Linked DNA regions of Homo sapiens: all the other regions are linked to region 2. Evidence: chromatin loops called from intact Hi-C (ENCODE). Cell type or tissue: Calu3. All regions are shown on one strand. Links, peaks and the distances in the headings refer to the core of each region. The heading gives the core; the rest is flanking DNA.

Evidence for each region. Peaks named below come from ENCODE experiments on the same cell type or tissue, not always from the same donor. Only the 100,000 strongest peaks of a DNase experiment are listed, where the experiment ranks them.
Region 1: a loop joins it to region 2, with 33 times the contacts of the local background. A loop is called at or near these places in 42 of 110 quality-filtered maps.
Region 3: it touches region 2 in a loop (4-fold over the local background); 4 of 110 quality-filtered maps call a loop at or near these places.

Annotation. Positions count from the first base shown.
Region 1 is chrX:50,574,030-50,584,367 of GRCh38, reverse strand. It overlaps a transcript of SHROOM4 not described here. Among named protein-coding and RNA genes, the nearest start is that of DGKK, 110 kb to the right of the region's middle. RefSeq lists an enhancer at 2,219-2,989. In Calu3, for the core only: a CTCF peak has its summit at 4,173 (motif pointing right); a DNase peak (open chromatin) is centred at 4,197.
Region 2 is chrX:50,094,735-50,105,072 of GRCh38, reverse strand. It overlaps CLCN5 (chloride voltage-gated channel 5), which reads right to left. Exons shown (of 15, transcript NM_001127898.4): 15 at 5,843-10,338. Among named protein-coding and RNA genes, the nearest start is that of MIR502, 85 kb to the right of the region's middle. In Calu3, for the core only: no CTCF peak of the experiment used is centred there; a DNase peak (open chromatin) is centred at 4,652.
Region 3 is chrX:50,443,957-50,454,294 of GRCh38, reverse strand. The region is part of intron 1 of DGKK (diacylglycerol kinase kappa); the gene reads left to right. Among named protein-coding and RNA genes, the nearest start is that of DGKK, 22 kb to the left of the region's middle. RefSeq lists a silencer at 3,570-3,864. In Calu3, for the core only: no CTCF peak of the experiment used is centred there; a DNase peak (open chromatin) is centred at 5,494.

The DNA.
Region 1 (10,338 bases), core at 700-8,699, 480 kb before region 2:
TCATTATCTGGGCAAACCTGCTTTTCAGATTCATTTATAGCTTTGGCTTTGATATTTAAAGACTGAATAGCCAAATATCTTCTTCAGCATTGAATTACTTAGCTTTTGCTGCAGCAGCCAATGACCCTCAGTTTTCAGTGGTTTGCAACAACAAACATTTTCTTTTCATCTCACATGAAGGCTAATGGCTAGCTACAACTTTGCTGGCCTTGGCTGGGTTCAGGTACCATCATGAATCTTCTGATTCAGGGACTGAAGATGAAAGATCTGCAACTCTCTTGGGTACATGTTTCTCCTTTTGGAAGTCAAAAGCTCAAGAGAGACAGAGCCAAACCATGAAAGGATATTTAAGTGGCTGCTCTGATGTAGGGTATATCATGCCCATTGTATTAGTTTTCTATTATAACATTACCACAAACTCAGTAGCTTAAAACAACACATATTTATTACCTCACAGTTTCTGTGGGTCAGAAGTCTGAGCATAACTTAACTGTGTCCTCTACTTAACAGTTTCACAAAGCTGCAGTCAAGGTGTCAGCCAGGCTGCAATCTCATCTGAAGGCTTGACTGTGGAAGAATCTGCTTCCAAGCTCACTCATATTGTTGGCAGATACATTTTCTTGTGGCCATAGAGCTGAGGGCACTGCTTTCTGACTATCAGCTGAAGACTACCTTCAGATCCTAAAGGCCACCCTCACCTCCTAGTGGCTGCCTGCAGTTCCTAGATGCTGCTCAGAGTTCCTAGAAGCCTTGCCACAGTTCCTTATAATATGGCAACATGGCTGCTTACTTCATCAAGCTAGTAAGGAGAGTCTCTAAAGTGAATCTGATAGTAAGACTAGATCATATAGAATGTAATATAATCACAAATTAGACATTTTATCACCTTTGCCATATTCTATCATTTAGAAGCATGTCACAGGGCCATCACACTCAAGGGGAGAGGATTGTACCAGGGCATGAATACTAGGAGGTGAGGAACATGGAGGCCATCCTAGAGTCTGCACATCACATCTACTTACATTCTATTGACTAAAGCAAGTCACTGACTAGCCAGTCCTAAGGACAATTGGACACTAAGGTATACTCTACCTATAGGGTGGGGACGAAATGAATAATTTTTAACAAATAATACAGTCTACCAAAACCATTATTTCTGACATTCTTAAACTTGTGCATGATCAATGATCAGGTGATCACCTAGGCTACTGCATAATAATGACAGTAATATGAATAATGGAAGTCATTTGGAGTTATTAATATTTTAATATTCACTTTAAAACATAGTTAAGCATTCTAGATAAAACTAGGGAGAAAATCTCTTATGTTCTATATATTTTAATTCTGTCAATCCGTTGAAAAATAAATGTGTATCTTTGAAAGAATAAAATACAATAATGCTGATTGTAAGAACTCTTAAATTTATCTCCATAAAACTTAACTTCCAAATAGTTAAATATGGAAGCAGATTGGTAGTTAATACAAATTATGAGAGCATACACTCACTAAATAACCTTAGGGAGAATATTATATCAATTTTGAGACAGTCTTTGAAAACTTTAAATAATAGAGGTTCAAGTATATTATAATTTTAAACTATACACTTGGTTGAGGTGTTAGCATTCACAATAGTAACCAAAATAACCTTTATGTACATATTAAATTTTAGTTAATCATTTCATGATTCCTTTAGGAAAAAATCTTATTTGGGAATTTTTCACATCTTATGAGGATGACTTAAAACCAGTGTCAATCCAAATTTTTCAAGGAAGAAAAATCTCCAAAATGGAAGTTAAGAGAATCTTTCCAAAGGAAGTAACAATTCAGTTAAAACCTGAAAGAGTTAGCTAGGCAAAAGTGAAGTGAAGAAGGAGAGGGAACAATCCGGGTAGAGGGAGTGTCATATGAGAGACCAAGAATGCTGAATACAAGTCAAAGGGGTTGAAGTGCTGAGGAGGTATATTCCTTTACTATGATGCCACAACTGAATGGCTTAAAATGACTCACATTTACTATCTCATAGTTTTTCACGTCAAGGCACAGCTTAGCTGGGTCCTCTGTAAGACTGCAATCAAGGTCTTGGTCAGGGCTGGGCTCTCATTTAGAGGCTTGACAGGGGAAGGATCCACTTCCAAGCTCACTCTAGTTCTGAGCAGTTCCTTTCCTTGTGGCTTTAAGACTTATGGCTGGCTGCTTTTTCCAAACAAGCAATGGAGAGAGAAAGACTCTAAAATCAGCTAGCAAGATGGAGTCATATATTGTAATCACAGGAGTGACATCCCATCACCTTTGCCATATTCTATTGTTTAGAATCAAGCCACACTTCCCACTTACACTCCAGGGGAGGGGATTATACAGGGGTGTGAACACCAGGAGGTGGGGATCATAAAGACCACCTGAAAAATTTTCCCCCACAGAGAGGCAAAGTGGTATAAGATATGTGGTAGAGGTTCACTTAATCTGCGGTTTAGCCAAATGATGCTTGGCTAGGTGTAGGGGTTCAGTCAGGATGGTGGGAGAAATTGTGAAATTATAGGAAATAAACACAAACCCTCTTGGAAGGCCTGGGGGTTTGCATGGTTTCAGTAGTGTTTGGCTGAAGGCAGCTGAATTCTCTTAAAAGCTTAGGGCATAGATACATAGGAATGTAGAGGAGTTTATCTAAATAACTTGTTTATTCATGTGGTCCTAAAACTAACCTTTGATCATTCAAGGGCAGGATGGCTCTCTCAGGGAGAAGGCTACCAGGTTAATTACCCTCTAATGGTGTTGACCCAAAGCCTTTGTCATTTAATGTGTGCTAAATAAATGCCAGTAGGGCCAGCAAGTCAGGGCTGCAGCTGCAACTCTTTACACCACCCTCCTTGGTGTCTATAAGTGGCCCAGACCCTCAGCCGGACTGACAGGCAAAATATCTGTGTCAGTATATGTTATTCATCCATCATTAAGTCAAGGTCTGCAGGACAAACCCCCACAGCTAGGTATCAAAATCAAGATTAAGCAAAAACTAAGCCCAAATCCAAAAATCCTCATTATATATTGAAATTCCAGTATACAGGCATAAATTTGAAAATATGTCAAAATATTAATCATAACAAATTTATTATTAAAATGTTAGTAGCCAATTTTTAAAAGTTTATTATTACAATCTGGGAACAAAATTCCCAAGTACTATCACACTGCCTACCACACTGTTGATCTTTCCTTCACAGCATTTTTACATCCACAACTCTATATTTACTTGTATGAATAGCTGATTAATATTTGAATCCTGTGCTAGACTGTAATCTCCAAGAGAGCAGGAGCCTGTGTCCAGTTTTGCTTATAGTAGTACTTTTGGTGGAATAGGATTTTTTGGCTCCCATATTCCCTTTGATCCTACCCATCCTCACTCAGGAGACTTTAGCATCATTAAATTGCATCAAAGTTATTCTATCAATGGTATTCAGGAAATGACAAGAGAAGGGTTTGGAACAAGAGAGTTAACTTTAAATTTGTTTAACAATTGTGAAAATTTGGAAATAACCTAAATGTCCAACAGTAAAAGAATTGGGTGTTTTTTTGTTTGTTTGTTTGTTTGAGGTGGGGTCTTACTCTGTGGCCCAGACTGGAGTACAGTGGCATAATCATAGCTCACTGCAGCTTCAAACTCCTGAGCTCAAGCGATCCTCCTGCCTCGGCTTCCCAATGTGTTAGGATTACAGGCATGAGGCACTGTGCCTGGCACTGGAATTGTTACATATACCATGGTACATTCAATCTATGCAGGGAGAATGGATGCCACTTCTTTCTTTATTTAGTGGTTACCTTGTCCAGGATAAAGAAAACAAGTGAGGCTGTTGCCCAAGCAGTACCACATGCATTTCCTAATAATAAGGTAGCAAAAAATTAATTCAAACATGTTTGTGTTCAAACTCTAATTCTACCAATCTTGGATGACCAAATGGAGGTCTACCTATCCTGAAAAAGATTTGTCTAAAGCAGTGGTTCTCAAAGTGTGGTCCTTGAAGCAACAATGGCAGCATCATCTGGGAATATGTTAGAAATACAAGTTTTTAAGTCCCAACTCAGACCTACTAAATCAGCAAATATGGGATTGGGGCCCAGCATTCTATTTTAACAAGCCCTCTAGCTGATTCTGATGTACACTCAAGTCGGTGACCCAAGACCCTTGGTTATTTTTGCCTCTGACCACAAGGTGGCAACCTTTGTCTAAAGTCCTATGAGTTGTCCAATGGTTACGTTAGGTGTAATCTTGTCTAGCCACTGAACTGTCCAGAGGCAGTAAGTAGTGATGTGATATGGGGATGTGAGGGAGAAGTGAGAGATGGGAGAGGAAGAAAAGAGATGAAAGGAAGAATGGGGACTGGAGGAGGCTTTATCTCTGCTTTGAACACAGCAAGTAAACTACAGTGAGGAGGTGGGACAATGTTAGGGGTGCTGGTTGTTTATCATCTAACAATTCAGCTCATTCTGGATATAAAACAATGTGAAGTAATGTTGGGGATTTTGTGTGCAGCCAATTTTATCTATGCTTTTTATCCTTGTAATCCCTAGACACCACCCAAAGGCAAGCACCTCCTCACACTATCACCTATCCTCTTCCTACTCTCATAATATAATCATGAATTCCTTCCCCAGTTATCTTCCATCACAGAATCCCCTCTTTTTAAACCTTTCCACAGTTTTCCCGGGTGCCCTGTTGCACAGTAAAATAAGCTCAGCCTATGAAAATATACAGAAATGTTGTCCCTCTTATTTGAACATTTCCTGCACATCTGTAATTGAGACCTGGCACTCCACTGAAGATTCTACTTCCCATACAGCCCTCTCCGATTAAAATTGTTAATTTTTTCATTCCCCATAAATTATAGGGTTTTGCCAAGAGGATAGAGGGGAGGAAAATACAAAGACAGAAGTCTTAAAGGAGGATAAACTTTTCTCAGCTCTGGTAATGGTATCCATGCAGACATGTCATCCAACACCTTAACTTCTCAGTTCTGTTGAATGCCTCAATTCTACTTCGCTTCAACCACTGTCACCCAGGACACATAGTGGATGTTTTCAACATTTAGAGGAAATCCACACTGTAAATCATTTTTGAATCACTTATATTTTTCTTCTTTCCTATTTTCTACAAAATAGGATGAATTTTCTTCTTCTGGTTTACAAGTTATAACTGCCATTTTGGTTCTTATTTTAGTTGCCCTTAACTAACAAATACCCATGTTAATTTAACCATATTAGTTTCTTAAATTTATCAGTATCTACATTTTTCTCTTAACATTACAAGTACTTGAAAATGTTCTCATGTTTTTTGAGTTCCACCACACCTTCCCCATCACTTTGATAATGTTTAAAAATATCTGTTCTGAGTTACTATGGATATACACTTTTTCTTCTTTTCTGCTCAGTATTTAATTATCAAGTCAGCAATAAACTATACTACCAGTGTATACTTGCCCTTACTCCCCATGTCTTTGCAGCATCTCCTGTATTTTTTTCCTTTCTAATTTGAAGACCTCCTCCAAAATTGTCTTCAATGAGGGTCTTTGTGTGACAAACCTTCTGAGATAGTGCATGCCACAGAATATATTTATTACTATGCTACATTTAAGTTAAAAAATGGGCTGGGCACAGGGGCTCATGCCTGTAATTCCAGCACTTTGGGAGGCCGAGGTGGGTGGATCACTTGAGGTCAGGGGTTCAATACCAGCTTGGCCAACATGGTGAAACCCTGTCTCTACTAAAAATACAAAAACTGGCCTGGCACGGTGGCTCACTCCTGTAATCCCAGCACTTTGGGAGGCTGAGGCAGGCGGATCATGAGGTCAGGAGATGGAGACCATCCTGGCTAACACGGTGAAACCCTGTTTCTACTAAAAATACAAAAAATTAGCTGGGCGTGGTGGCACGCACCGTAGTCCCAGCTACTCGAGAGGCTGAGGCAGGAGAATTGCTTGAACCTGGGAGGTGGAGGTGGCAATGAGTCGAGATCACGCCACTGTACTCTAGCCTGTGCAACAGAGCGAGACTCCGTCTCAAAAAATTTATAAAAATAAATAAATTAATTAATTTAAAAATGGCTGAATATAAAATTATAGGTTCAAAGTCATTTTAAGCATTACAGGTCCAGTCCTTTAAAATATTGTCTTGTATTCAATGTTGCTAAAAGTCTGTTGTCAATTTAATTCCTTTCTTTGTAGAGGACTTGATTTTTCTCTCTGGAAACTTTGAGAAGTTTATGTTTAAGTTCTGTGATTGTGTGTGTGCGTGTATGTGTGCATGCACTTTACCTTCTCTGTATTAGTCTATGTCAGCCTCATTGTGTTTGAAGAGTGAGGAAAGGAGAGCCCCAGGTAGCTCAGAACATGTTAATAATTCCCATTTGCTGCCACTCTATAAGCAACTGATATGATCAAGGCTTCATCTTAAAACTTGTTTGAAAGAAGCAGTGCTGGGGGGGTATCAGTGTCCCAGGTTGTAACTCATCAACTTTGGGGATTTGAAAAGTGTGGAGGAGTGAATGAACAATGGAGCAGGGGAGTCCCTATCTGTTTTCAACAGCCTCCCACTCAACCAAGCAGGGCTTTTTTGCTGCCCTGATATACTCTGATACACCCTCCATACACTGGTAACTATGGTTGGAGATATTTCTGCCGATTTCTGTAGTGAAGGGTAGATAATGTAGGTAGGCAATTGGAGGAGAGACAAGAACAAAACTTTTAAAGCTTTCCTTAAATTTATCCTCTCACTGCTGCTTCCAACTACCCTCTATTTCAGGCTGCAAAAGAAAACCACCCAGCTATGCAGATTGAAGCCACTACAAAGAGATGGCTTGTTTTCTCAGCTGGACCCTCAACATCACTCAGCCATCATTTTACTTGTCAGTTCCCTCTCCCATTCTTTCAGTGCCTATTAAAATCTCCACTTGTATTCCTTAAACCTCTCCAATTCCTCTTACTTTCAGCAATTGGCTGTTTATTTTGCACAACTTCAGAGGCACCCTCTCATATGTGAATAACAGTTCTAAAATAAAACATAGAATAGTGAGTATTACAAATCTAGTGTTATGCTAGACTGTAGCCCTGCAAGGGCTTTGAGTCTTACTTCAAAGGAAAATGAAGACAACAAAATGACAAAAAAGAAAATTATAGGCTAATCTCTATGTCCAGTGAAAATATTTCTTAGGAAATAAGTGGAAATCAAGACATTCTCAGACAAAGGAAAACTAAAAGAATCTGTCACCAATATACCTTTGCTATGGCTAAAGTAAGTTCTTGAAGCATGAAAAAAATGATAAAAGAACGAATTTGGGAACATCAGAAAAGAAGAAAGAACAATGGAAGAGTTAAAATATGGGTAAATGCAATAGACTTTCCTTCTCCACTTAAGTTTTCTAAATTACATTTGATAGTTTAAATAAAAATTATAATATTGTCTGATTGTGTTCTTAATGTATACAGAGGAAATATTTGAGAAAATTATAAATGGGGGAAGAATAGAAATTTAAGAGGATATGAGATTTCTATACCTCACTCAAACCGTTAAAATGTCTGTAGACATTGATAAGTTATTTATGTATAATGTAATGCCTACAACCACTAAAAATTTTATATGAAAAGATACACTCAAGAACACTACAGATGAATCAAAACCGATTTTTTAAAAATATTGAAGTGATCCAAAGGAAAAATAAAACAGAGAAATGAAAAGCAGAGGGAACAAACAGAACACACACACACAAACACACACACACACACACAAAATGGAAGACTTAAATCCAGACATATATAGTTACATTAAAATGTAAATGGTCTAGGGACTTTGATCCAGACAAGAGGACATAAACTCATCTCTTTCTGCTTCTCTTTGCTAAATATAACTATGACATAACACAAGAAGCAACCGTAGGAGGACTCTGAATGGTGGAAAGAGGAAGATGGACTGGCTAGGGACCCCAGTACTGGAAGAGCAACATAGCAGTTGTGTGTCTTACCACCCCTCACCCAGCAACAGAAGGCATTTAGGCCTGGAATCTCCTGACCCTGACATATCAGATAAAGGTTACTCAGGTAGGCTCATGCCTTCTCCAGATCAGTTGGGAGTCCTGCTAATTACTCCAGTTGGGCCCAGTGGCACTGGTGATCAAGTAGGAGCTCCAGTAATGATAAGTGACCAGAGAAAGTGCATTTCATTCTTATGGGCCAGAGAGTTTCTTTTCTCACCTAGAGACACCCAATGGCCCCAGTGGTACAAGCAGGGTGACCCCACCACAACAAGCTGTCCTGCCTGGAAAACATTTTTCTGTACTCTATGGATTGGAAACTCTATTCGCCCACCTAAAGACACTGGAAGGCCTAGCGGCACTGAAAGGGGGTGATTCCCCCCACAAAAAGTGACCAAATACAGGAATACAAGGCAGTGTTTCCCTTCTTATATAAAATGTCCAGGAAAAGACAATGAAAGTAGGTTTCCTGGGATTGAGGATTCATGGAACTGCGGGTAGGGGAAAATGTTCTAAAACTGGATTTGATGGTTTCATAACTATACATTTACTAGAAATTATTTAAATAGGTGAATTTCATGGAATGTAAATTATACCTCAATCAAACTTTTTTAAAATGACTCACAGCTAACTAGGAATAGAAGGAACCTCCTTAATCTAATACAGTATATCTACAACTAACATCATACTTAATATGCAAGATTGAATGCTTTTTCTTTAAGACTATGGAAAAGACAAGCATCTCTATTCTCACCACTCCTATTTAATATCATGCTGGAAATCTTACCTGGCGCAATAACACTAGAAAAATAAAAGGCATACAGAATATAAAAGAAGGAATAAAACTATATTTATACACAACAAAATTGTCTCTGTGGGAAATTCCATGGAATCTACAAAAGAACTATTAAAACTAATAAATGAGTTTATCAAGGTCTCTGAATAAAAGGTCAATATACAAAAATTAATTGCATTTCTGTATACCAGCAATGAACAATTAGAAATCGAAAGTTTTTTTTAAAAGTACAATTTTCAATTATACCAGAAAAAATGAAATAGGTAGAAAACTAATAAAAGTGTTCAAGATATGTATACTAAAAGCTATGAAACATATATGAAAGATATGACAAACTAAATAAATGGAGATATGAACCATGTTCATATGTTGGAAGACTCAATATTGTTAAGATATTAATTATCCCAAAATCGATCTATAAATTCAATGCAAACTCAATTAAAATCCCAGCAGGATTTTTTTTCTAGATATTAACGAGGTGATTCTTAAATTCATATTGAAAGGCAAAGGAACTAGGATATCCAAAATAATTTTCAAAAAGAATAAAGTTGGAGGACTCGTAGTATCTTATTTCAAGACTTACTATTAACTATATCAACACAGTGTGGTATTTGGAGGAATTACTCTATTGGATGTTAAGGCTTATTATCCTGCTATAAAAAATAAAGGTAATTATTGTATTGGCAGAAGGATAGACACATAGATCAAGTGAAAAAATAGAGGCCAAGAAGTAGTCCAACACAAATAGAGTCAACTGATTTTTGACAAAAATTCAAAGGAAACAAGAGAAAAGGTAGTCTTTCAATAAATGGTGCTGGAATATTTGGACATCCATATATTTTTAAAATGAACCCGAATTATTTTTACACAAAAATAAACTCAAAATGGTTCCTAAGGCTAAATTTAAAATGTAGAATTTATAATATTTTGAGAAGAAAAAACAGAATATCTTTGTGACCTTAGGTTAGGCCAAGAGTTCTTACATACCACACCGAAAGCACATGTTATAAAAGAAAAAATTTGATAAATTGGGCCTTACCAAAATTAAAAACTTCTTCCCTGTGAAAGACAATATTAAGAGAATGAAAAGACAGTATATATAAAATATTTGCAAAACTCATATTTGATAAAGGACTTGTATCCAAACATATAAAGAACTCTTAAAACTCATCAATAAGAAACAAATGACTCAATTTAAAAATGGACAAAAGATCTTAACAGACAAGTCATCATAGAAGATATACAGATGACAAGTAAGCATAAGAAAAGATGCTCAACATCATATGTCATCAGGGAATTTCAAATTAAAACGACAATGAGATTATTTATACAAAAACTCAAAATTGTTCACTGCACACCTTTTAGAATGGCTAAAATCCAGAACACTGACAGCACCAAATGCTAGCAAGGATGTGGAACAACAGGAATTCTCATTCGTTGCTGCTGGGAATGCAAAATGATACAGCTACTTTGGAAGACAGTTTGGTAGTTTCTTACAATGATAAAAATAGTCTTGCCATATGATCCAGCAATC
Region 2 (10,338 bases), core at 1,264-9,263:
CATTTCTAAAACAAACAAACAAACAAAAAGCCTATGGAACTTACATTGTAATTGGGGGAAGATATACTATAAACAAACAAAAAAAATATCAGATAATGATGACTTCTCCAAAGAAAAAAATGAGCATGATGCAATTAAAAATGGCTGGGGGGTCAGGGAAGCCCTCTGTAAGAAAAGACATTTAAATTGATTGACAAGAAGGAGCCAGTCATGTGAAGGTCTGGGGGAAGTACATTTGAGAAAGCTAAAACATACAGTGCAAAGATCCTGGGGTGGAATACATTTGGTGTGTGTGTGTAACTGAAAAAAAAAAAGATACTGTGCTGGGGGCAAGTGAGAGAAGAGGGTGAGTGGTAAGAGAGGAGGCGTGTTAGTTTGCTGGGGCTGCTATAACAAAGTACCATAAACTGGGGGCTTCAACAAGAGAAATGTACTGTCTCACAGTTCTGGAGGCTACAAGTCCAAGATCAAGGTGTCAGCAGAGTCGGTTCCTTCTGGGGGGCTAGGAGGGATAATCTGTCTCACGCCTCTCCCCCAGCATCTGGTAGATTTTTGGTGATCTTTGCTGTTCTTTGGCTTGTAGAAGCATCACCCCATCTCTGCCTTCATCTTCACATGATGTTCTCCGTGCATCCAAATTTCCCCTTCTTATCAGGACAAGAGTCATATTGAATTAGGGGCCCACCCTATGCCAGTATGACCTCATTCTAACTTAATTACATCTGCAACAACCTTGTTTCCAAATAAGGTCACATTTAGAGATAATGAGGACTTCAACATGAATTTTTGGAGGACACACTTCAACACATCAAGTTAGCAAGCCATACCACATGAAGGACGTGGAAAACCTGAGAGACCAGGGGAAGGGGTTGGATTTGCCTTGGATATAATGGGAAGTCACCAAAAGGTTTCAAATCCAGCAAGTGACATGATCTGATTAATGTTTTAAAAGGATAATTCTGGCTGCTGTGTTAGATTATGAGAGAAAACAGCCCCCGATGCCAGCATGAGTCATATGGCCCCCCCGCTAGGGATGGAAATTCTCATCATAACATCCACTTACTGGACCTGAGGCTTTAGTTTTCATTGTTCATCATTAGTTCATAGGAAAAACAAATTTAGCTTCCAATTGATGAGATGAACACATCCTTATAATCACATATAAAAATATTATTTCCTTTCCTGGATCTTTACTTTACTTGTAAAAAAATAATAAAAGTAATACAAGCTCTTGGTAAAACTCCAAATAATACTAAGGGAGGCAAATTAATAAATACAGGACTCCAGACACTGCTCCTCAACCCCCACCCATTTCCACTTCTCAATTTCTTCACATTCACATTTTAAAAGAAATCTCTTTGGAGATCCCCTTCCTAGAATTGTTTCTAATCATCTATATGTCTCTATACAGATTCTTACCCACAGTAAATTTTTAACACCAGGCCAACTGCCCAACTTCACCAGGCAAGCTTCTGTTACCTTCTTCCCATAAATTGGCCTGAAAATGTTCAGGATGAACAGGAGCACTGAGCCACAAAATTAGTAGTAGATCATTGGGCTTGGGGTCAAAGACATTGAGTTCCAGTTTCTGTTACATCACTTCCTGCCTCTGAGTTACTGAGCAAATCACAACCAAGTCTTGGGTTCTTCATATTTTGCCTATATCACAGGGTTGTAGTAAAGTTCAAGGATGTTTGTGTAATAAAGCACTTCTGGTATATTATTGCTAATGAAGACAACCCTCATTTCCACATACACACAGTCATATCTGTTGGTATCCACTTATAGACAAGGGAGTTTTTATTTTGTAACTAGAACTAGCAAGAGGCATCATGCTTGAGGACAAGGTGAGGGCGGATGGGGTACAAGGAACTTTGTCAGGCTGGGTGATCTCTGGGGCAAGGGTTTTCTGAGTGTCTTTGTAGGCTCAGATGTGGCCAAATGGGAGTTGGAACAGGGAGGAATAAAGTGAGTGTGTCCCTCTTGAAAACCATAAATGACAAGACTGGTTTGAGTGTACCTGGGATGCCCTGATTTAGTGACATATTCAGAGTCTCAAAGGGAAAAATAGTCAGGAAACATTGTGGTGGGAGAGGTTCCAAGATTCTGTTAATATAAAGGAGAGGCTGCCAAGCCCGCAAACATTGGACTTGAAGGGGTAAAAATATCTTATCACTAGAAAAGACTGCTGGCCATCACTTTGGGAGACCAAGTCAGGTGGAGCTCTCGAGCTCAGAAGTCTGAGACCAGCCTGGGCAACATGGTGAAACCCCATCTCTACAAAAAATACAAAACTTAGCTGGGTGTGGTGGGGCATGCCTGTAGTGCCAGCTACTCAGGAGGCTGAGGTGGGAGGATTGCTTGAGCCCAGGAGGTTGAGGTTTCAGCAAGCTATGATCAGCCACTGCACTCCAGCCTGGGCAATAGAGCAAGACCCTGTCTCAACAACAAAAAGACTGCTGGTTTATGCCATTCAAAATGGACTATTTTGGATTGTCATGCAGGGAATGGATCTGTTTTTTCCTTTTATTGTATCCCTAGTACTTAGTATAGTACATGGCACTGAGTAGGAGCTCATTAAATATTGGTTGAATGAAGTGACTATTCCTCATACATTAGCTCTTTTAGCTCACAGGACCAAATGAATAACAATGATGTTCATATAGCCAATTTGTAAAGCCCAGTGAGTACCTACTTTCAATTTATCATCTTGATGGTCCAATGAGGCAGGTTTTATCATCATTCTTAATTTGCAGATGAGGTTACTGAGGTCCAGAAAGGTCAAGTCATGTGCCTAAAATCACTTGGTGAAGAAGTAAAAGAGCCTGAAATAAGCATGCCCTCCATCACTCACACAGGGTTGTACTTCAATGGTGATGATCAGGTTGTGACTTGTAATGTAAGAGCCAGAACCCCCTGTGGCCGGGTAAGTGTAGTGTGCCCAGAAGGTGGTATACAACCAGGTAAGAGACATATCTCCAGGCAGGAAACAGGAACTAAGCAGTCCAGCTTTGCACCACCAGCCAGTGTTCAGCAAGCACTGTATTCTCTGAGGTCCTGCTCTGTGCTAGGCACTACACTTGATGCTTGGGATACAATAGTGAACAAGCAGAAGGACAAGGAGTTCTCTCAGGTGGTGGCAGGTGTTAAGATGGTGCCCACACACAGGAGGCTGATATGACTTTAGGGTGAGATGAAGCCTGGAATGCTCTTCCAGGGTTTTCCAAATACTAGCTCAAGGTCTGGAGCCAAACTGTCCAGGAATCTCTTTTTTAATACCCAGATGATTCTGATGTACAGCTAGGTTTGGGAGCCACCAATATGGGTGAGCTAGGCTGATTTCATGGTACATCACGAAGGCTCTCTCCCATTTTTCCCAAACTTTTAGATGAAAAGTTCTACTTTCAGCTCAGCTGGGCTCTGGAGGCACACTTGAGCCAGAATATTAAAAAGGGGATGATCTCCACCACACCCCTAGGCCAGTGAGGTAACTAGGAAAACTGCCTCCAAGGCAAGGAGAATCTTGTGGAACACAAAGCCATACTGTGAGATGCAGAAGCCCCTTTTCAAGAGGAGGCTGTTCATCCAAGGCCAAACATAGAGATCCTGAGTTTTGTTTCATCAAGGAAGGTAGCTGGTCACAGTGGTTCATGCCTGTAATCCCAGCACTTTGGGAGGCTGAGGTGGGAGGATCGCTTGAGCCCAGGACTTTATAGATCAACCTGGGCAACACAGTGAGACTCTGTCTTCAAAAAAATAATAAAAGAAAGGTAGCCAATTCCTCAAGGTAGTAAACCTTGAGTCCAGGTCCTCTGGCATCAAATCCTATGCTTATTCCCTCTTCTCTACCTTCTCTTCTATCTGCAACCTCTGGAATGAAGATGCTCAAATGGTCGATTTAGAGACACTAGCAGTGGGCAACATATAGGTATAGAAAATCCTCAACCTGGCAGCTTGAGGAGGCCCCAGTGAACCTCTTACCCTGAACGTTGCTCTCTTCTCAGAGCTCTATTTTTGTTTTTGATATATGAATTTTTTACTTGAGGTTGTTTGAGCATTTCTCTTATCCCACAACCCAGTGGCAGTTGAGAGGGCTTATTATGAGGGAGGAAAGAGAGTCCAGGGGAGGGGCCTTGGGAGCTCAAGGGGAGGGCAGAGCCTGAGATGCTAGGAAAAGAGCTTGGGAGGCCTGGAGCTAGACTCCAAAGGACAGGAGCTGAAGATCCCTGAGGAACAGAACCACCGCACTTCTTGGTTGCCCTGGGAGAGTCCTAGTTTATGCCTGTTGTCCCTCCCACTGTCAAAAGTGCCCCAGTCATACAGCAAATGATATGGCCACCCCTACTGAGGGAGGAATTAGAGCCCTTCTTTCCTCAATGTTTTCACCTGGGACATTGCTTAGAAAAAGAAACTACAACTTTCAGATACCAGGACAGTAAGCTCCTTACAGGCAGGGACTGCCTTGTGGTTGATTTCTTTAAAAACAATAAGAAAAGCATAAAGTGTATTATATACATTAAGAGAATGTCTGATAAAGGAAGAAATACTCATATGATTGAATTTTGCATTCCCAGCACCGAGCTACATATATGAATTAATGCTTCCTGCCCTGCCTACCCCTCACAGTTCCCCTCCGGCCAGACCTCAGCCACATCAGTATTTTAATGATTGCACTGACATCTGGTGGTTATTTCCAGCTTTTTCTCTGGGCTGCTCCTGTAAGAGATGATGGATAGGTCTGTACTTCATACTCCATCAAAGCACCTTTTATCTGAGCTCTACAGTGACTAGACATGACACTCTGATTCACAGCAAGTTGTTGATAGCTGGTAACAGATGTAATGCTATTTCTTAAAAGGTATAGAGATTAGAGGCAGGAATGACGGTAGTGTGGAAGGGGTACGGTAAAATGATAAATAACATCAATAACTGAAATTTTGTGGGATTTTAGGCTTATGAGGGAGTCATTTTCACACAGAGGTGTCCTTCCTGAAATGACACCAACTAGGCCAAAGGCATTAAAGTTCTCAGTAGCAACAAGAAATCAAGTCAACACCAGTGCAGGTGTGATCAAATGTCAACTAGGGAAATTCTTAAAGTAAAACTTGGACACATGGTACACTGTCTTCCTAGTACTGCCTGGCTAACAGAGAGCAGGAGTGAGTGGGGGAGTGAGACACAGGAAAAATAGAGTGAGAAAGTAGGAAAGCTGTACTTCAAAGTGTAGCTTTCCGTGTTCCAGCAAGGCATGAAAATGTCCACAGATACAGCAACCTCCCCATACCTCACCCCACTTTAATCTACAGGGTAACTTCAGAGGATTTCGTACAGAAGACATTTTAATCCCAATACACCATAAAGAGGGTACTAAGAATCCTAGTATTCATGGGAGGACCGTTTTGATTACCCATCCTCCTCCTTGTACAAAGTAGCTGTAGGCAAGAGGCCTGTCAAAGCCCACGACCTTACATCATTAAGAGCTCAAAGAGAGAGAAAAATACAGCTCCCAGCCAATTCTCACATCATCAGGAAAGTATCACCAATGTATGAGACAGGAACATTTAAGTAGCCACAATGAATGAGGTATCCGGGTATCTGGAACATCTCCAAAAACGCAAGCTGCCTCTTATTTGCCTCCTTATGGTAAAGAGTATTACTGAGTCTGTAAATGTGAAAATAACTATTTAATAAATCTTTTTAAGCAGTGGGCCTGCCAGTAGGGGTTTGCAGTTGTGTTTTGTGCTACCCTCCCCTGAACCTTCCACTCTGCCCCTGTGGTTTTCTGATCAGAAATCAATAGCTACCAAGTTTAGGGTCTTTAGAAACACACCAGACACCAGGGTGGATAAGGCTGTGCTTTATTACATGCATAATTACAAATCTGTGCTAAGTGAAAATGTATAAAGCAATGGCGACCTGGGTTTAAGCCACACAGAGAAAGGGCTGGACAATCCATTAACCCTTCTGCCAATGTCCATTCCATTGCTTTTAACATGATTGTTTCCATTTCTTACAATTTGCATAGCACTTACTTGTCAACTTGCTTTGAATTCATTGTCTCAGTTTATCCTCACAACAACCCTGTGAGGTAGGTAGGGCAATTAACACTATCCCCATTTTGCAGATGGGAACACTGAGGCACAGAGCGGTTAAGATCTCGAGGCTAGTTAGTAGAAGCATAGGGAATAGAAATCAGGTCTCCTAACTCCCCAGTCCACATCTTCCTTTTTAGACTATGTTGTTCCGCATGACTAGGGAGTAGAATAAAGCGAGCAGTGAGCCATAGCTCTGGTTCAGGCTATGCCTAGGAACAGGCGAGAATAAAGCTAAGAAAGCATGGCTAAGGGCTAGCAACACTCAGATAAACAACTGCTCTGGACAGCTCAGCACCAAACTTCCTGCGGAAACTTGGGCTCTATTAGCTTTGGTTGAAGCTACTTTCTGGATGCCTAGTTACTGCTGATGTCTAGACATTAGCTTCAGCTGAACTTTCACCAACTCTCAGGCATTAAAATGTCGAGTCAGACAGGTTTTCTTTGGCTACTGCAGTTGGAGCCAGCCCTACAAAGAGCTTACTACAGAGAAATTCAAATAGTGGCCCATGGGCCGGAACCCAGCCCCTCTGATCTTCCTGGCCTCATTGGCTCACTCAACAGGTGGTAGTTTTCCCATAGCCAGAAATGAATGGGCAGAGGTAAGAACAGGAGGCTGGCCTTGGTCAAATGAAGAAGAGTCACCCACATGACATCACTGTCCCCCTTAGCTGACGTGAGCAAGGTACTGACTGGGCCACCTCCTTTCTGGCCTATACCTGGTTAGCAGCATAGCTTCAAAAGAGTTTAAGAGAACAAAATATTAAACACATCATTTTAAAATCCTGAATGGAATAAATTCTTAATCATCACAAAGTCCCAAAGGACCAAATATATAATAAAAAGTAAATACATACTTATAAAAAAAAGCTGAGTGCTAAAAAGCCAGGAAAATGGGAGAGAAAGGAAGAAGAGGGGACAAAGTGAAATGGAGGAAGGAAAAGGAACACACTGGAAGGACCATGTATTTTGAGGTACCCTTAATGTGACAGTGAGGCTGAACATTCCCCTCTCAGGCCACACTCTCTTCTCGATTTTGCCAGATGGCATTTCACTCACCAAATCTTAGACTGCCCCTGAATTCCAACAGATTTGTACTAGTAAGTAATATAGTTTAGCAGTAAATACTTCATATGTCTGCCTTGAGATGCTAAAGCCCTCATCACCCCCGACAAGTATCAATGGCTTTGGCCCTCACAGAGGAGCAAAGCCCTGTTGGTCCCATCAACTCAGACGTATCTTCCAGTTTCTGTTCTCAGAACAATCCTCTCCCTCCCACAAAGTCCACATTCAAAACAACATGCCTATAATAAAAGAAAGAGAAATCTGAATTCAGCGCATGGTGAGGGGAGAGAAAGACAATGAGACAGACAGCAAGGTGGGACGAGGCAGAGAGAAGAGAGGCAGAGATCTTTTTTTTTTTTAAACTCTCATATTTTTATATTATCACATGCTGTTTTTCTTCAAAAGGCCAAACTTTAGGCAAAGCATTCATTCAATAAGTGTGCACACAGAGGCTGAAGGCCCTTTGGCAGGAACTAAGAGGTAGGAATTTATGACTGTAAGACTGGGCTGGGTGACCCGATAGGTCCCATCCAAGAAATGCAAACTCCACACGTCATATACTTTCTTTCTTGGGTGATTTGGCAAAATTAGACTACACCATGGAAAAACCAATTTTGTTCCCTACATCTATTCAAACCTTTACCCAGATCCAGATGTTTAGAAATGAGAATGTGGCCAGCAAACGTTTGGGGAGTAACTTAAAGTTGCTAACACCCATTGTTCTCAGAAATTCTCTCCTTGGAGCAAGCAACTGAAATATGAAACAGAGCAGAGTCAGCGATCACCCCAGGACAACTACACTGATTGAACTTCAAATTGACACAGCTACTGAGCTCTGATCTGAGGAACTCTTACTTTTTTTTCCATATATAAGGATGTACGAGGAGGCAGAAATATAAATTTAAAAAAATTTGCTATCAAAATTCAAGACAATCTATCTAAACCTTATAGTTTAGGAAATGGCAACAGATGCCACATTTCTTCATGAGCAGATGTCTTGGGTCGGCCCTATCCATAAAACCAGACTGCCCTTGAGCCAAACACTGCTTTGAACCACTCATTTGCTTAGAAAGCCTGGCCTTTGAAGCATTGCTTGACTTTTTCTCCCCTTGAGGCACACAATCAAGCAGTTTATAAATGCCAGAACATATGTTGTAGGGGTGTGGGATGGCTTTCCTTCCACCATCTTACACCATTCAAATATTTTCTTACCAGGGCTTTTTCTATGGCCATAACTTTTAGTTTCTTCTCCAAAGGGAACCCAGGCAATCCCAGAGGTGGCTAAAAAAATCAAGGTTTGGCTGGGTGCGGTGGCTCACACCTATAATCCCAGCACTTTGGGAGGCCGAGATGGGTGGATCACGAGGTCAAGAGATCGAGACCATCCTGGCCAACATGGTGAAACCCCGTCTCTACTAAAAATACAAAAGTTAGCTGGGCATGGTGGTGTGCGCCTGTAGTCCCACCTACTTGGGAGACTGAGGCAGGGGAATTGCTTGGACCCGGGAGGCAGGAGGCAGAGGTTACAGTGAGCCGAGATTGTGCCACTGCACTCCCACCTGGTGATAGAGCAAGACGACTCCTCAAAAAACAAAAAAACAAAAAACAAGGTTTTAGGACACTTAAGTTCAGACTACATATTTAGACATCAATTCTTTTTTTTAAAAAAGGACTCAATATTCTACCTCCCACTTACTTTCTAAATTCCTAATTTTTCTCCGGGTTTTTAAGAGCTCAATGTTCTATGCACCACCCAAAAGATGTTTTCCTGCTTCCTCTGAACTGATGGGTGGCTTGCATTTGGCTCTGATCCAGTGCAGGGGACCCAGTTCCTCACAAGACAGTGTGGTCAGTCATCAGTAAGTACTTTGGCAATATAAAATATGCTGGCTGTTTCAAGTTCTCACCATTGTCTTTGCTATCATTATTAAAAACTCAAGTTCAAAGATTGCACTGTTCATTATTTAAAAACAAAACAAAACAAAACAAGAGATAGTGTGGGATAACAAGTGCATCTTCCTACTTATCACCTAACAAAATAAACAATAATCAAGACTGAACCACAACAGGTGATTGAACTACTTAAAACATATAGCAGTGGTTAATTTCTATAATGGACTCTATTGCACACTAAGTTTTTGAAAACATATTTGCCCCCCTCACATCTGAATGCGTTCATAAGATCTTGGTTGTGAATTACTTCACGGCCTTAGATCTCACTAAACCCTGGTTACTTCATCATGTTCAAACAGAATTGAAGATCTGCTAAGAAATGTATAGTATGCTCTGCTCTTCCTGTAAAGGGTTTAGATTCAGCCTCTGGTGTCAAAACAATTCAACTGCTTTTCAGTTCAATCACAAATTAATCGTTTGCTTCACCAGCTGGTAAATTCAAAGTATCATCAATGTCAGCTTATCTACCAGAGGATATCTGTTCTGTGGATCTTACCACCTCTACTCCACAGCTGGGCTGAGCCAGGATGCTGTGGCCAGAGAAAGAGGAGAGCATTGGAATATGTTTCTAACCAAACATCCACGTAGAAATGATCTTTAAAGTTGCCATTATTTTGTATTATCAGTCCCCTGCTTTTTCCCTCCAATATAACGAATCATGCATTAACTGTTTCAGGTTCTTTAAATTCTTTATATTGAAGATTTGAAGATACAAAATATAGCAGTTTTACTTTTACAAATCTATAGACTCTCGTTCCTTTTATGGCTGGATGGCTACCAGCTACTCTTACTTGGAAAATCCTAACTCTGTTGAAACACTAATTGGCATTCTTTTGTAAACCCTTCCCTTGTGTTAGGCAATTTTCTCATTTAATACCAAAATAGTCTCATCTCGACTCATTAATTTTTAAATCACAAACCATCTAGTCTTTTGCCATTGAGGTATGTGGCCATTTGATGCTACTGACAGTCCTCCCTATACTGGCTGTATTTGTTGCTTAAGCATGTCCAACTGTTAAAGTGGCAATGGCAGAAAGAACATTTTCCTTCTCCTCAAGACAAGAAACTTCAAATGTCAAGGTGCTGAGCTAGCAGTTGAGAGCTCTAGCTGCAATTAGCCAACCTTTGAGCCAAACCATAGGACTGGACATATAGTGGATACCATATACCATAGCTACTTCTAGCATACAAGCTACAAGGATTCCTGAGAAGCTGAGGTTAATGAATG
Region 3 (10,338 bases), core at 1,464-9,463, 350 kb before region 2:
GGAAATTATAGTCAAGTAAAGGAAATAAGACCAAGTATACAAATAACTGTAATCTCAAATAGAAAATGAATATAGCCACAAGAGAAACTCAAATTTAAAGGAGATAAGAATTGATTGGGGCCTAGCAAGATGGGGTAGACTTGGGTTCAGTGATGAGTAAAAGAACATTCCAGAATTTTTCTTATTTGGGTGGAGGTGCTGAGAGGAGTGATGAGAAGGGAATTCTAGGCAAGCAAAACGGTGTGAGCAAAGGAACAGAGATGGGAAAACTGTTTTTTTCTTTTTCTTTCTTTTTTTTTTTAAGCCTGAAGGTGTGAGAGAACTGGGGGAGAACAAGTGAATAGTGGAGTAAGGAGAAAGAAATGGTCAGAGGAGGTAGCATAGGATGTTGATAATGTCTCATTTTCTCTCCACTCTGCAACTCACCCTTTTCTCAGGCTGGCTGGATTCTTTGTGGGTGCCATCCGAGGGTCTGCAATGCTTTCGTTTCCCCTCTGGATTGCCCATTTCTATGCACCATCTTTCTCTGCCATGAGAGCATCAGATCTTGATTGGCTTTCAGAGATGTCCATGTCTGAGAAGGGAGCTAATTCCCCCATGCATTTTATACAGGGCCAGTTGCTACATGAAGGAACATCTATATTCAGTCTTTGGTATTCAAGAGAATCTTTCAGTCTCAGTTTTGTTTCCTGTATATGTCTGTTTGTCATACTTTTGGAAGGCCTTGTCATGCATGTAAGGAATACTACTTCTAATTGGCTTTCTCTCTAGGCTTATAATATTGCAGAATGAGCCTTCAGAGACCTTCCCAATCAGGCATGTTATAGCCAAAAAATGTAGTTGTCTTTCTAAACTACCCCTTGATTTTTGTATCATACTCTAATGCCTTATACACATGCATTTCCCATGTCCTATGTCCTTGTATTCTCACCCCAATCCTCTGTAATTAGCGATATTCATTTAATTCCCATTGTGCAGATGAGAAAACCAAAGCTAAAGGAAACTTAACTGAAGATCAGAGTCAAGACTGAGGCCCAAGGCTCCAGACTACAAAACCACTTCCTAGTCCACCTCAAGATAATTAATACAAGGTTTTCAAAGCAGCCTCTTTGAGCCTAGAAATGATCTAGGTTCCTCTAAACAAAGTGGGATAATGGGGGCCACTTGCCTGCCTTTTAGGACTAATTACTTTCTTTAGGGCTAAACAAATCCAGACTTAAGATGAGATACCATTTTAAGGTGGTTGTAATGATTGATTTTTTAAAAGGCTTAAAACTTTTAAAATGCTTATAATGATGATTCATCATTTAAACTGTTTGAGACTTCCTGAGATCAGAATTCTCAAAAGGTTCTACAATTCCTAAGAGATTAAAAACACACCAGTCTAGTGCTTTGGGCCCAGAATTGAGATTTAACAGGCTGACTCTATTCCTAGCTGTGCCTTTGTGATTTGAGATAAATCTTTTAACCTCTCACTTCTTATTTATCCATTTGCAAACAAGCATATTTCCCACCATAGAATATCTGGGAAGCACTTTAAAATTCTAGGCTCAAAGGTATTTTAAAGCCTTATGAATTCTGTAAAGCACTTTGCATAGCTTTAAAATGAATGTGACACCAATACATGGTGGAATTCATTCACTAAAAAACAGTAAAGAGCATGGGGACAGGGTTAGAGCCCAGATTTCTGCCTGCTTACTACTGTTTTTTAACAAGTGCATCTCAGGACTGTGCTGTGCTTCCATCTCTGCCACAATGTGGTGTTGTCACAGCAAGTTGGATTATTTTGTACACTGCCTCTTGTTGAGCATTATGTCACTAAGACTGATTGCTGGGTAGAGATTTTTCTAAGGTAGAAGCCTAGTGAAGAAGGCGATTTCTTTACTTCACTTCCCCGCTTTGGAGCCTAGATTATATGAAAGAAGAAATGTTTTAGACTCTTTGGAATAATACTTCTCTGTCCTATGCCTTAATGTCCTTGTCTATAAAATGGAGTTAAGATTTGCTTCTACCTACAGAAAGTACGGTGTGAGGGTAAATGAGAGAGTTGCAGTGCAATATAGCGGGCTTCAGAGTCAGACGCATTTGGGTTGCAATCCCAGCTCTGTCATTTCCTAGCTCTGTGACCTTGGGCAAAGACCCTCACTCACCTTTCTGCGTCTCATTTTCCTTATTTATGATATCAGTCTAATAATTCCCACCTTGTAAGGTTTTTCTAAGGATCAAATGACATATCAAGTTCTTAGTTCAGTGCCTTGTGCCTAACTGATTCTTTAAAACTATGGTAGCCCCTACAATGTGGAGAACACTGATTTTGTTTCAAGCAAATGCTATACTTGCTCATGACCTCTGGTCCGTTTTCCTTTCAAAAGGATGAGTGCCCTATGCAGAATAAGGAAAAAGTCAGAACAACAAGGATGGCTATCTTAACAATGCATCTTAACATCAGAGTCATATATCCCCTTTAATTACTGCTGTTTCCTTCTCTTCTGGTTAAAGGGGAATGTTAAGAGAAAGATCCACAATTCAATTCAACAAGTATTTCTGAGTACTTAGCATGTACCTCTCTGACTTTTTTCATAGTAAGTTCTTGCCTGTTGCCATAATTTTTCATAGAAAAGTGGTAGATACTTCATTGATATTAGTAATTGTAGGATTTCCTGAGTTTTCAGTCAATGATTATTTTAATCTTTCCCGACATCTGAGCTAACAATATCTGACTAATCACTATCTCATATATATATTCTACATATAAATTGTATATAAATATATAATTTCCAGTGTGCATAGAATTGGCATCAATTTCATTTACACTTGTCTCTAGCAAGAATATTAGTAACACTTGGGTGACCTGCCTTCAATCATTGAGGATGACGATGAACTTTCATCATTCTGGAAAATGATGAACTTCCTTCAGCAAAGAATGGTGACCTTTCATGATCAATGTATGAGAGTTCACAAAGTTTTGTATTAACTTTATTCCAACTGCTGAAGAAATTGCTGGAGAAACTTAAGTCCTGAAAGAAGCTCTTTTCACTTGGAGTCTCTCCTAGGTAGATTTTTCAAGTAGATAGAGGCATTAATTCAATATCTACATAGAGTTTTTTTCCCATTCATAGAGGACTAGAGAAGTGCCATTAAATTTCAAAGCCCCATTTTTTTATTTTTTCACTTAGAGAAGAAAACTATTTTGTGTTGCCTTCCTCCCTGCCACCCCTCTTGATTAGAGTTGTTCTGAATCTGAGAACACTGACAACTATATTTTCCTAGGATGGCCTTGTAACTTGAGATTGCAGCATAACAAACATGGCAGACACAATTTCTGATGCATGGATTTATATCCATAAGACGAATTGGAGGGAACAAGGCTATTCTGTTTATGCATTGACATTGCAACATCTGCTACTATTAAGAGACCTGAGCTCTGATATCAAGTTTGGCTACCCTGACAAGGTCTCCAAGATCCTAAGGCTCCTCACAGTTGATGATATCTTCTATAGTCAACTCTCCATCTCTAGGTGAAATGAAGACAGATTTAGGTATTTAATCCATGGTCTCAAGTAGCCTTGAGATTTCATAGAGGAGGCTCATGGCAGAGCATGCCTCTTGTCCTCTGGGAAGAACTTTGACTCAGTAGTCTAAAAATAACATGAATGCCAGGGATAGTCATGTATACACTGCTGTGGTCAAATGGCTGTGTTTGCTAAGCATACACCTTAGAAGACAGACAAATGATTATAAATGGTTGTGAAGAGACAGCACTGACCTTCTGGGAAGTGTGAGGCAAACCTAGCTTATGTGTCATCCTGCAACAGGATCAAGTTCTGTATACAGTGGAAAGCTGCCACTTGAAGCCCACCAACGGAACAAGGTCAGCCAGATAAAAAAGGCAGGGCAGCAACATCCAAGTTCCCATCACAGTTCCACTCATCTGAGTTGGTGCTCTGTGTTTTATAAATGGCAGTTGGAAACTAAACAGCCAGTGTATGATGTGGTCAAGTAATCAGAAGCCTAGAGGATGAAGAAAAGCTTTCTGGAACACACTGAAATACAGCATGGCTTGGCCTTGGACTTCCAGCAAATGAGAATGTATGTGCAGACCGTTCTAGTCAGGAACTCTCAGAAACAGAATGTCTTTTTGCATATGGAGCCAAATATGAATCTTAGTTGCAAAAGTATGAAAAATATCTAGTGTGAGTAGTGGATAAGGCTGGCCTCAAGGATAGGGTTTGTGTGTAGAGCATGGAAGATAGTGACCACAATTATTTGCAGCCATGTGTATACATGACTAGTCATCACTCTCACCTGTACTACATTTCAGCATAAAGGACAACAATGTGTGCCTTGTTTCTCAAGTCCATCTCGCAGAAGGCTAATCTACACATTTTCTATGATTTAGAAGAAAGAAAATATTTAAAAAACGCCACATACAGTTAGTCATCCTTTCTAGGCTAAAGTCAATTCGAGGGATTGACTCTCAGTTGCCAGGGGGACTTTCGTGGGAAAAGTTAAAGTACTGTAGCTGGAGAAGTCAGTCAAGAAAGCTTCAACTCAGTCGTAGGTGCTATTGGGGCCCTCTATACCCCATGCGTGTCTGAGCAAGGTCGTGGTACTAGTGGTGTAAACAGTAGCACAGGAGTGGTTGTGAGCCGGCTCAGCTCTTGAAGCCACTGTGCTTCATCATTGCCTTTTCTCTCTAGGGAGGCTGATCACTAGAGTCTTTGTATGACCCATTACATTATTTCCTCAGAGGCAGCTTAGGGTTTCTGTTCTCTGGCATGTGGCTTCTATCTCTGCGCAGAGGGAGGAAAAATAAACAATAAATTAGTCCGCCTTGTCTCTCCTCAGTGTCTTCTAGTCCCAATACCATTGAACGTTGTCTTAGATGTTTCAACCAAGGCTTCTACTACAGCAGACACTTCCTCTGTGGGATGGCTATTGATGAGGTATTTGAATATTTCATCACCTTTGGGTGGATCTTTCCCAGGTTCCACTTAAGGAGGGGAAAAACAGGAGGAGTGAGGGAGGAGATGAGGCTCCAAATGGGTAATATCTCAAATGCTGTTACTTCCGCTATCTCCCCTCTGACTACTCCCTGGGCTGCCACCCTAAAGGGCACATGGTTCTTGCTTTGGGGTGTCACCATGTGGTTTAGCATACAACTGTCATTCCAGAGCTTGATCTTCCTGCAATGTAGTGGTGATCTCAACAAAGAAGGAAACTGATGTGTGCAAGCTAGTGTGGGCAGGCTGTTGAGGCTGTAAGCTGACAACAATGACTTCTACTTTACCCTGCCCCTGCTCTGGGATAAAAGGCCCCAATACTCACCACAGGAAAAGATGCCACTCAATTCATTCTAATATCCTGGCAATTATTTTATCAGGGTGAATACAGAGGCACTTCCCCATTCCTCCCTGCTTCACAGGTTCCTGCAGTCCCTCTGGGGCAATGAAGACCATTATTCCTAGGGCATCCTGCAGGGGGAGTTCTAGGTCAGAAAGCAGATAGAAGCCCTTAACCTGGTTCACTGTTGGGACACCTTCAACTGTGACTCATAGTAGGCATCTGATCTTCTGAGTCACCACTATTAAGGGATACTGGTCATCCAGTGCTCATTGTGAGCTCCTGATAGCTATGCAGACTTTACAGACTCTCGGAAGAACAAGAGAATCTATTTTGAAGCTCACCACTCCCTACCTCACGCCCTCCATGCATTATTGAGTCCATTTGTGGCTGTGTGTATACTTATGCACACTCATATGGATTTGCCCCTGCTGATGTATGTGTGTTTCTCTTCCTACTAGTATGAGTTAGTGTTTCTGTGTAGGAGTCTAGCATTATGTCTTTTAGTCAAGTCCTGTGAGGGGCATTCTCGGATAATTAATAGAGTAATTTGTTTAGAAAGCACTTCCCACCCCCAGATGTCCCTAAGCAGACTGGGCTGATCACAAAAAATGAATGAATAAATAAATAAATCAGAACTATCTGGGGAGCTCCCAGAAGATCAAATAGCCCTATTTCAGATCAGCCATTTGGGATCCAGGAAATGGTATTGGGGCCAGAGCCTGCAAGATGGAAGTACTGGGTATGAGATGGAAAAAAAAAAGAGAAAGGAGCTTTAATAAAAGGTTAAAAGTATTCCCACCCAAAAAATGGATGTAACCTCTGCCAGATGCCTAATTTCTCTTTCGATGTTTAGAAATACCACACAAATAGCTCTTGCATTTGAGTTGTCCAGGTGGCTGGAGATCCATTTATTTTACATTTAACAAAGGGTCAAAGGATCTTTACAGATGTTTTTGCTTAAGGGTCCCAAATAAACTGTCCACCACATTTATCTGGAGGTTGACTGGGGTGGGGGTAGTTTGTTCAGTACTTGCTATTTTTATGTCACCTTTAAGTCGCTCCTTTTTTAAAAAAAATAATTGAAAAGCAACATTTATGTCCTGAAAGATTTCCGAAAAGAATACAGAAGATCTGAGTTACTGCTCCCCCTCCTTCCCAAGAGAATTTCTCACTGGAAATCCAAGCAAGTCACTTGGACTCTGCCCTGAACACAAAGGATTATCCTGCAAATAACAGAAATTGGTTAAATATTGGTACAACCCAAGGGAAAGTGTCAGAAATCTAGCCCTACCTTAAGCCAAGTTGGGTTTTGAGAGTTGGCGGATAATGATAACTAGTCAGTGTTTGACAATGTAAGCTCATAGAATCTGATTGTCTTTGTATGAAACACCTAAAACCAGTGCTCTGCAGTGAGTTCCAGTTTACTGAATTTTGATTCATGTTGGTTCCTTATTAAGTAGGTGTGTCATGCATTTGTTGTACAGTGGCCTTGGATCTCAACTTCTGTGAAATATATATATAATATATATATATATATATTATATATATATATAATATATATATATTATATATATATATAATATATATATATTATATATATATATAATATATATATATATATACATACACACACACATACTACTTCTCGTAGACATTAACGAATTTTAGATTTTTGACTTATGTATGACCACATACTTTTCAAGACATTTATATAAATCAAGACAGATTTATATAAATATAAATATATATATATTATATATATACACACACAATAGTCATGCTTCCCTATTTAATTTTTATAAATGGAGCAGTATAATTTGAAGAGGAATTGTAATTTTATGAGCTATTTCCTCCCCATGCACATCAGGCATGGTAAATAAACCCTCACTAGATAATATCTTTTACAGTATTATATTCAGCTCTAGGAGCTATGGTTCTATGAATTCCATCGTAGTACATATGCATTAGCATTTATGCATGAGCAATAAGCTCAAGCTTTTCTAGTTAGACCAGTCAGCGTACATGCACATGCACACATGCATGCACGTACACATGCACATATACATATACACACATGTATGCACATAAATGTAAAAGCCTCCAAAAGCATGAAAGACAGCAGAAAGAATTTCATGAAGAACGTTTCTCCAAAGGCAATATATAACAATATGCTATCAAAAGCATGAGCCAGAACAGTAAGAATTGATCAATTATACCTCATCAAAATTTACAACTTTTACTCTGTAAAAGAACTTCTTAAGAGGATAAAAAGACAAATTGCAGATTAGGAGAAAATATTTTCAAGTCACATATCCAACAAAGGACTTGTATCTGGACTCTATAAATAACTCTAAAAACTCAACATTTAAAAAACAAAAAATCTAATTAAAAAAGAGACAAAAGGCACACAGAGACATTTCATCCAAGAAGATATACAATAGCAAATAAGCAAAAAATGCAAAGATGTTCCACATCATTAGCCATTAGAGAAATACAAATTAAGACCACAATGAGATGTCACCATACACCTATTAGAATGGCCAAAATAAAAAAGTAATGACAACACCAAATGCTACAGAGGATGTAGAGGAACTGTATCACTTATAAATTGTTGGTGGAACTCCTATTCAACATAGTACTGGAAGTCCTGGCCAGAGCAATCAGGCAAGAGAAAGAAATAAAGGACATCCAAATAGGAAGAGAGGAAGTCAGACCATCCTGTTTGCAGACAACATGATTCTATATCTAGAAAACCCCATAGTCTTGGCCCCAAAACTCCTTCAGCTGATAAACAACTTCAGCAAACTCTCAAGATACAAAATCAATCTAGAAAAACCACTAGCATTCCTATACACCAACAACAGCCAAGCCAAGAGCCAAATCAGGAACGCAATTCCATTCACCATTGCCATAAAAGGAATAAAATACCTAAGAATACAGCTAACCAAGGAGGTGAAAAACCTTTACAAGGACAATTACAACACACTTGTCAAAGAAATCAGAGATGACACAAACACATGGAAAAACATCCCATGCTCATGGATGGGAAGAATCAATATCATTAAAATGACCACACTGCCCAAAGAAATTTAGAGATTCAACACTGTTCCTATCAAAGTACCAATGACATTATTCATAGAACTAGAAAAAACTATGTAAAAATCCATATTGAGCCAAAAAGGAGCCCGAATAGCCAAGGCAATCCTAAGTAAAAAGAACAAAGCTGGAGACATCACGTTACTCGACTTCAAATTTTACTAAAGGGCTACAGTAACCAAAACAGCACAGTACAGGTACAAAAACAGACACATAGACCAACGGAACAGAATAGAGAGCCTAGGAATAAGGTTGCACACCTATAACCATCTGATTTTCTACAAAGCTGACAAAAACAAGCAATAGGGAAAAGACTTCCTATTAAATAAGTGATGCTGGGATAACTGGCTAGTTATATGCAGAAGATTGAAACTGGACCCCTTCCTTACACCATATACAAAAATTAACTCAAGATGGATTAAAGACTTGAATGTAAAACCCAAAACTATAAAATCCCTGGAAGACAAACTAGGCAATACCATTCTGGACATACAACTTGGCAAAGATTTCATGATGAAGACGCCAAACACAATTGCAACAAAAGCAAGATTTGACAAACGGGATCTAATTAAACTTAAGAGCTTCTTCACAACAAAAGAAACTATCAACAGAGTAAACAGACAACCTACAGAATGGGAAAAATATTTGCAAACTATGCATCTGACAAAGGTCTAATATCCGGCATCTACAAGGAGCTTAAACAGATTTACAAAAAAAAAAAAAAAAAAAAAGTGGGCAAAGGATATGAACAGACACTTTTCAAAAGACATACACGCAACCTACAAGCATATGAGAAAAATGCTCAACATTGCTAATAATTGGAGAAATGCAAATCAAAACCACAACGAGATACCATCTCACATCAGTCAGAATGGCTATTAAAAAGTAAAAAAATTACAGATGTTGGTGAGGTTGTGGAGAAAAGGGAACACTTATACATTTTTGGTGGCAGTGTAAATTACTTCAACCATTGTGGGAAGCAGTGTGGCAATTCCTCAAAGAGCTAAGAACAGAGCTACCATTTGACCCAGCAATCCCATTACTGAGTATATACCCAAAGGAATATAAATCATTCTACCATAAAGACACATGCATGTGAATGTTCATTGCAGCACTATTCACAATAGCAAAGACATAGAATCAACCTAAATGCCCATCAATGACAGATTGGATAAAGAAAATGTAGCACATACATACCATGGAATACTATGCAGCCATACAAAAGAATGAGATCATGTTTTTTGCAGGAACATGGATGGAGCTGGAGACCATTATCCTTAACAAACTAATGCAGGAACAGAAAACCAAATACTGCATGTTCTCACTTATAAGTGGGAGCTAAATGATGAGAACTCATGGACAAAAAGAGGGGAACAACAAACATTGGGGCGTACTTGAGGGTGGAGGGTGAGAGGAGGGAGAGGATCAGAAAAAAGTAACTGTTGAGTACTGGGCTTAATACCTGGGTGACGAAATAGTCTGTACAACAAACCCCTGTGAAATGAGCTTACTTATATAACAAACCTGCACATGTACCCCTGAACCTAAAATAAAAGTTAAAAAAATAAATTGCTGGTGGAAATGTAAAATGATACAGTCACTTTCAAAAATAGTTTGCCAGTTTTTTTGTTAACATTAAACATGGATGTACCATATGACCCAGCAATTACACTCTTGGGCATATATTCCAGAGAAATGAGAACTTATTTTCATGCAGAAATGTACACACAAATATTCATAGCAGCTTTATTTATGATAGCCAAATACTGGAGACTACCCATAGGCTATAAAAACCATGGCACATTCTTATCATGGAATACTACTCAGCAACACAACTTTGATGAACCCAAAGGGAATTATGCTGAGTGTAAAAAGCCAACCTCGAAAGGGTACAGA